Linked DNA regions of Mus musculus: region 2 is linked to region 1. A link is a contact called in ENCODE Hi-C or POLR2A ChIA-PET data. All regions are on one chromosome and are shown on one strand. Each heading gives the region's core, a stretch centred on a gene start or an enhancer-like site at or near the end of the contact. The rest is flanking DNA. Distances are from core to core; before and after follow the strand shown.

Region 1 (3,949 bases), core at 791-3,290:
GAAAAATAAAATATTCCTTTGATACACAAAATCAAATTGATATTTAGCCTCTGCTTACTTTTTTATGCATGGCTCCTTTATACCACATGGTAGTGACAGATTGTTTGAGCTGGAAGGAAAAGCCATTCAAAGCTAATTAAGCAGCCATTCCAAGCACTATTTGCAAGCGGGAGGCTCAGAAGCCTCGGCATTTGTCAGCGCTCCCCCACCCCTCGTGGTTTTGACTGACAGCTCTGGCTAAGGACTGACAGCTCTCGGAATCTCCACCAATTACTAGTCGAGAGTCTCTTTGCTGGTCTGTGATTGGGTTTTAGACTTGCTCGGGGGCGTGGCCGGCGCGCCCCACGTGGGGGCTGGAGCGAGAAAGGGGCGGGCCGGGTAGGAAGCGGGTGCGCCCACCCGTGACGTAAGGGGGAGGGCAGAGAAGGGGGAGGGGAGAGGGAAGCTCCAAAGAGGAGCCATTTTGAGACTAATGGATGCTTTGGCCAGATGCTCGCATCTGTCGAGCTAGGCTTCTCCCTGCCCCCTCCCCCTTTTCGGTGCGCATCGTACACGATTTATGTTTTTATTTAGGAGAATAAATAAATGAAGAGGGGAGCGTGGTCGAGGCCGGAGCGGGCGCTGAGAGGCTCCATCTCGGGGCGGCCGCTCACGTGGAGGTCCCCGCGCGCTCCCAGCTACTCATTAAGATGCAAACGCGAAACTCAGGCTCCTAATGAGGGGAAAATATAGATTCCGGGGGCGCGCGGCCGGCTCGCGCGCGCCCGCAACGGGCCAGGAGCGTGTGCTTGCGTGCAAGCTTGGTGGGAAAGCCGGGAGGGACCCGAGGACACCTGGGCGGCCCACTCGGCGTTGGTTCTCCGAGGCCGGCGGACCTAGGGTGGGCAGTGTGCCCTGACGTGACCCTTGTCTGCGAGCAGATGGGCCCCAGAGTCGAATATCTACGCCTCCTTGGGTGTCTATGCTGGTGACCAGGGACGCTCCAGGCTCGCAGTCGCTCTTCCACGGGTGGCTGCCGATGCATGTGCCCAGGCAGGCCATCAGGCCAAGAAACGGGGTCGGAACTCTGGGTCGTAGCCAGGAGGGCCCCAACTCCGTGCTTTCCCTTCTTCACCATCTCGGGCCCGGAGCACTGCTGAGGAACCCGCCTTGGCAAGGCTGCGGCCAGGACGTAGCTGTCCCCAAAGGGCAAGAGCCCCAAATGGGGCTAGCCGCACTACTGAGCCTGTTGTCCGCAGACTGCCAGGCCCTTCCATCTGCGCGGCCCGCCAAGCCAGAGTTCTCAGACTTCCCCCTCGCCGGCAGCCGCCTTGCATCAGAGGCGCTGTTTATTTGGCTTTCTGAAAAGAAGGGCGAATGAACAAAGGAGAAAAGCGGGGCGCCCAAGGGTGGGAGAGGGGGCAGAAACGGATAAAAGAAAGAGAAACTCAGTTTGGAGAACAGTCTTAGAGGTCGGAGGTAACTTTGGGTGCCAGCATTTTATCGGTCCTAAATCTTTTGAAGTGAAAACATTAAACTGACAAAGTGATTCTGTTTGTTTTATAGTATCTAATTGGGCTGCTTTGCAACCCTAATGAGATTAGAGGGGGGCAATCGTTCGCCGCCTCTGCAGAATCAACTGATCCATTACTACCAGCCACAGGTTTTAAGGATTGTACAGCTTGTCCTTTTTTCCCCCCCTTTTGTTGTTACTCGTTTTCTCCTTCTCCCCTCCCGCCAAATAATTATTTGCTAGTAGATCGTGGGAAAAAAAGAAGAAAAAAAACCTAGCAGCCCAGGACTATAATATATATCTATTTATTATATGTCTTTCGGTTAATTCCTGATGTGAGGAGCGCTGTTTTTCACTCCCAAGCGAAAGTCACCAGCGGGTAGGGCCTGATTGCTACTTTTCATGCATAGTTTTAGACACAAGAGGGCATTGTGACGTCGCGCCTGGCGGCGCCCAGTCGCAGTCCGAGTCCCGTGGCCCCACGTGGGAGCCTCGCACTCCCATTGGCCAACGCTAGGCGAAGCCGCCACATTATTTTGTTACTTTTCAGTCCCTATTTGGAACTGCTCTCGCGGCAGTTCAGACCTCGTGCTCGGCCCCCTTCGCCTGTCTGTGTGTGGTATCCGCAGGTCCGAGGCACTTTTTTTTTTTTTTGAGTGCGTGTACGTGTGTGTGTTGAGTGCGTGTGCTTGTGTGTTTTGGGGGTTTGTCGGGGCGCGGAGAGGAGAGCCAGGCTGGGAGGAAGGAAAGAAGCCGCAGAGCTCCCGGGCTCGGGCTACGTCTCCCCCTCCGGTGCTCTCCAGCCTGCGCGCTCCTAGGCGGCAGGACGCAGACCGCTCCTCGCCAGAGACGCGGCCGATCCACTTGAAAGCAGAGGACCCCTTCGCCGAGGCTTCCTATGCCGGCTGGAGTTAGGATGCCACGGCTCATTATTTGCACCGACTGAGCCCGGAGTTCCTCCTCGACCCTGGGAAGGGCTGGCGGCGGCGGCAGGAGCAGACGGAACAGCAGGCTCTCCTCTCCGAGGGGGGTGGGGGGGCGTCGAAGCGTCCTCGCTGGGCTCTAGCCCTCACCCACGGTCCTCAAGCCGTCACCTCGGTGGCCTGCTTCCTTTCTCTTCTCGCCGCGAGCTCCGGGCCCGACCGCCTCTGGGATCTGACCCGCGCGCCCCGGATGCTCCGGGCTGCCCAGACGCGCCCCCCTCCAGCCTCATCGTCCTGATTGACCCGTGAGGGGACAGGAGAATCCCCCTTCCCGCAAACCCCCGGCCTCGGGATTCCGCACTGGAGCCGCCAGGGAGCCGATGATGTCCACGCAGACCCGGCTTCTGACACTGTTCACGCAGCCGGGGGAAGGCGGCCGGCCGCAGCCGGCCGAGCCCTAGGCGCACAAAGCGCGAGCCCGCCGACGACTTTGCCGCTCGCTCCGCCGCTCTTTGTCTGCACTTGGGGCGCACGCCCGACTCTGGGATTTCGCTGCGAGAGCGGGCTGGGGGGGCCGGGGGCGAGCTCTCGGTTCCCCGGCCGCCCCCCGCTCGGGCTCGCCTCCCCCCTCCCCCGCACGTCCCCGGCTCGGGCTCTCAGCGCTTCCAAGCTCTCGGAATCGCGACCCCTCCCTGCCATGTATCCGCAAGGCAGACATCCGGTGAGTAATTGCAACTAGGCTTATTTAAGCATCTATCATGGCAGGGTAAACGAGGCAGTTTATCTAGCACCTCCATTTTGCTTGTTGCTACCTTTATGGTGCGCGCGCGTGTGTGCGCTCACACAAAGGGGCTGGGTGGGTGGGGGCGCCGTAGAGAGCCAAGGGTAATTGCGCTCGAGTGGCCCGGGCGGCCTGCGTTGGAGGGGGACGCTGGCTTCCGCCCCGGCCCCTCTCCTAAGTCTTCCAACTCGCGCTCTCGGCACTTGGCCGCCAGAGCCCTTTTGGCTTTGGGGGTGGTCGGGATGCCCGCTTCCGGGCCCCGTCGGGAGAGCGTTGAAAAACTTGCTGGGAAGGTTCTGGGCTGTGGGGTGGTGGCCTTGCCGGAGGCTCCCGGCGGGGAGGGGGCCAGGGACCCAGAGGAGGCACGGGGCCGCGTGGAGCCCTTCTGATGTGCCCACTCCTCTCCCCTATGTTGTCCTTGTGGGCTCCAGGCACCCCATCAACCCGGGCAGCCGGGATTTAAATTCACTGTGGCCGAGTCCTGTGACAGGATCAAAGACGAATTCCAGTTCCTGCAAGCTCAGTATCACAGGTAAGGCGGGTGGGGGGTGGCCCCGGGCTGGCGAGGAGGGCGGCCTTGCGCGCTCCTGCTACCCCCCCCCCGCGGGGCCGAGGGGGACGTCGACCCCCGGCTGCGGGGCGGCTGGGCCTCCGCCTTTTGTTTCCCCTCACCGAGCGCGCAGCCTTAACCCTTTGCGTTCTGCGATCTCCCAGCTCCTAAAGCCCGCCCTGTCGAGGGTCGGGGTCTTGCGC
Region 2 (3,949 bases), core at 819-3,318, 540 kb after region 1:
CAAATTGAGCAGAACCTGGAGGCCCAGAACTATTTGAGCTAAATAACAGCCTATGGCCAGGCATGCTGTGTCCATTATCCTACACGTGGGTGGCAGGTTACAAGATTATAAGCCCAGGTTCACAATACTATCACTGGGCCATATCAGTTTTGTCTGTGTAGCCCTGGGACTCACTTTGTAGACCAGGCTGGCCTCAAACTCAGAAATCCACCTGCCTCTGCCTCCCAAGTGCTGGGAAATGAAAGGCGTGCACTACCACCAGCTCAGTTAATTTCAATACAACCAAAACCATACATAATAAAACTTATGTTTTGTAGTTCAGGCTGGCTTTGAACCCACTCCCTAGCTTCTTCACTAAGGCAGAGGCAATGGGGTACCTGGCACTGTCAGCCCCAAGTCCTAAACTTTCTACATGAAGTTGTAGTTACACACCAAGCCTTGCTGCGTGACTGAATCCTTTAGGCTGCTGGTTTTACACCAGTGGACTGGTAGGTTCTCTGGCCCTTCTAGATGCTTCTGAGATCCTCAACAACTGTCAAGTTCTTCACACATGAACATCGGGAGACCCAGAGGTTATTTTGTTATTCTTGACAGTAAGAGTTAGCTCTCAGCCTGTCTGTCTGGCACTAAACAGGCTCTCTGAACAGTTGCTTGAAGGGGCTTCCTGGAGACAGACCCACCCATTCTCTACCCAGATCGTCTAGTTCTTTTGACCCAGGTCTTATTTATATAACTCATGGTGGCTTTGGTCAAGACCCTCCTTCCCTGACATTTTTTTGGGACCTGCTACCATCTCTGAAACTCCAAGAGCTTTGTGGCTTACAAGTGAGACCAGTCCACCTACAGGTTCAGCTCTTTATTAGCCAACTTAACAAAAGCAGTTTAGTCAAAAAGACCGAAGCCCATGTCATCTTCAGACTCCTCGGACTCTTCCTTCTTTGCCTCCACTTTCTTCTCCTCAGCTGGGGCGGCGGCAGTGGATGGAGCAGCACCACCAGCAGGCGCAGCTCCAGCTGCTGGAGCGGGCCCACCAGCCCCTACATTGCAGATGAGGCTCCCAATGTTGACATTGGCCAGAGCCTACAACAGAGACATAGAAAAGGCTTTTAGTTTTGTGCTGCAAGATTTAATGATTCAATTAAGCTCTTTTCACCCATGAGACCAAAGCAATGTTCAGGACTACAGGGAATCAATATACAACTGCCACCAGTTGATTGACCCCACTTGCCAGAAATAAAGCTGTTTGTATAAATAGAATGTAGCTATCCACTTTGCATGAATCTCACTGCTTCAAATGCCCAAACTTAAGAGGCAACAAAACTCATTCTCAAGCCATGGACCGTGAAGGCCTGACATAAAAGCCACATCAATAAGTACAAACTAAGATACAAAAATCAAGGCTGGTGGTGGAAATCGTACATTACCAAGTGTAACCCCAAAACTTACCTTGGCAAACAAGCCAGGCCAGAAAGGTTCGACGCTGACACCAGCTGCTTTAATGAGGGCATTGATCTTATCCTCCTGGAACACAAACGCCAACCCGTCAGAACGATCAGAATGCGGCTAAAACTCAGTCACTTATACAGAGTTAAGTTTCGTACTTGGGCTAAAGTCAACCTTAAAAAAGACAAGGCCAGGTTTGAAGGCTCAGCGGGCTGTGGGATTGTCCCGCAGGCCTGACGACCTGAGTTCGAGGCCTAAAACTTAGATAAAAACAGCCCACTCTAAACAGTAGGCCTAACATGCGCGCTCGGGACCGCCATTCACCTGTCTCGGGTTGGGCCGCGCGGGGAGGACAGAGCGCATACGCCTCACAGGCCTCCAAGTCACCGAATGCCTGAGAATGCGAAGTCCGGGCGGAGCCGGGTGTCCGCCGCACAAACACGTGGCCGGCCCGGGGTTATCCCGCACTTACCGTGACCGTCACCTCGTCGTCGTGCAGGATGAGGGCGGAGTAGATGCAAGCGAGCTCGGAGACGGAAGCCATGCTGTAGACTGCCGGCACGGTGCTAGTCGCCGGATGAAGTGAGGGCCTCACCCCAACGCGGCCTTAGCTTCCTCGGAAGGACCGAGCACCTTGGCGGCAGCTGAGGAAAAGATCATATACGCCTGCGCGCAGCTTCTTATGGGACCGCGCCGACCAATCGATGCCCGACTCGAGACGGAAGGGGCAGGGCCAAAACCGAGAGGAGGCGCGTCTGCAGAACGCAGTTCCGGATTTGCGCGTTCGACTTCCGGTGCGATTGGCCTTTGGGGCTTGCGAATATTACAAGTGCTCAACAGTAGAGATTAACAGGCTAAAGGGAGAGAGCTATCGGGGGAGACGTACTGCTTAAACTGACAGGCGCGTTCCCACGGCTTGGGTACACTGAAAAGTCGCTCTCCGCCTCAAGCCTTGCGGATCACGTGGTGGACTTCCCAACCCACCCTCACCCCGGGCGTGCGCGCCGTAGTAACTGTGTCTGTGATGAGGTTGATAAATACCACCCGGGACCCGGAGTTGCATATCAAATGCAATATATCGTGGTTAATGTTTAATTCATTACATTGAAAAAGCACAGAGGGGCGGAAGTTAAGCCATCTTGCAGCTCTCAGGTTTGGCTCCCGCACCCCGAAAAGTGCCAGGAAATCCAGTAACAGGGGCTCTGATCCTGACAGAGGTCAGCAGACACGCTCAAGTACACATAAAAGTAAACACTCTTTAAAGTGTCACGCGAGGTATGGTGAGGAAAAAACCCACAGAAGTAGGAGACCACGTGATAAAATTCGGCAACTAATTATATAGAACCCCTAGAAAACCAGGAGAGTAACTTTGATGCGCAGACATCAAAAGCAAGTATCAATAAACAAACGTTTTCCTTTGCCTCTCTTTTAGTGCATGGTACTTTGTCACAGCAATAGAAACCCCAAGTGCTCATATACACAATTAAATAAAAACACCCCTCAGGTTAGGGTACAGCTCGTGTGTGGTCAGCTTGTGTAGAGGTGACCTTGGTGCTAGAAACTTGCAACTAGAATGTAGTGCATACTAGATTAAGTGGTTTCTTTAAAGTTAATAAAATTCTAATCTCAGGACCACAAAGAAGCTATGAAACAGCAAAAGGAACCTAAGTAGAGCAATATAGTTTTCACAGATAAGAGCCTAAAACGGAGAATTTTCTCCAAGTAATATAGTTCCAATCAAAATTCTGTTCATGATCTCAGTGGAATTTGACATGGCCTTCAGTCTAAACACACACACACACACACACCCTGACAGGGTGTCATGTACCTCAGCTGGCCTTGAACTTGCTATGTGGTTGAAGATTACCTGGAATGTTGGATCTTCCTCCCCTGCCTGGGATTGATTTTAAGTATCCAGGTCATGCTGGGCTAGGGATTAACTCCAGGGCGGGTACACACTAAGCACTCCAGCCACTCAGCTACATCTCAGACCCCCTTAAGCTTACTTTGAGACATGCTCTTTTTTTTTTTTTTTTTTTTTTTTTCTTTCCGAGACAGGGTTTCTCTGTGTAGCCCTGGCTGTCCTGGAATTCACTATGTAGACCAGGCTGGCCTTGAACTCAGAAATCCACCTGCCTCTGCCTCCTAAGTGCTGGGATTAAAGGTGTGCGCCACCACCGCCCAGCTGAAACATACTCTTACTATACATTTCAAGCTGGTCTGAAAGACGTCCAGGCTGGCCTTGAATTTGTGGTAAATCCTTGTCTGAGCCTGCTGAGTGCTGGAATTAGAGGCTTACACTACCGCACCTAGCCCTAGGTGTCACTGGCAATGCAAATAGATTTGCAGGCTACAACAGAGAGCCCATGGGCACACCCTCATGCTACTGAGAATTCGATAATGTCAGCAGAGGTCCAGGGAGAGTAGAATGGGTGCTTCAAACCAAAGAACAGGCATGGATCTGGTGGTTGAAGTACTCTGCACACTGAGGCTCTGGAATCGGTTG

The links. A loop is a pair of places that touch in the nucleus more often than their neighbours do. ChIA-PET counts read pairs that join two places held with the same protein, here RNA polymerase II (POLR2A).
Region 2: POLR2A ChIA-PET joins it to region 1 with 10 read pairs in embryonic stem cell. The contact joins the promoter of Rplp1 here to the promoter of Tle3 in region 1. A Hi-C loop is called at or near these places in 1 of 37 maps with a recorded cell type or tissue (T-helper 2 cell). POLR2A ChIA-PET finds 5 or more read pairs at or near these places in 3 of 5 experiments (Patski and embryonic stem cell).

The regions. Positions count from the first base shown.
Region 1 is chr9:61,370,326-61,374,274 of GRCm38, forward strand. It overlaps Tle3 (transducin-like enhancer of split 3), which reads left to right and starts at 2,041. Exons shown (of 20, transcript NM_009389.2): 1 at 2,041-3,136; 2 at 3,628-3,728. The coding sequence starts at 3,113. It overlaps Gm34157 (a long non-coding RNA gene), which reads right to left and starts at 165. Exons shown (of 3, transcript XR_379512.3): 1 at 59-165.
Region 2 is chr9:61,912,442-61,916,390 of GRCm38, forward strand. It overlaps Rplp1 (ribosomal protein, large, P1), which reads right to left and starts at 2,069. Exons shown (of 3, transcript NM_018853.3): 1 at 1,916-2,069; 2 at 1,447-1,521; 3 at 842-1,080. The coding sequence starts at 1,987. The coding sequence ends at 883.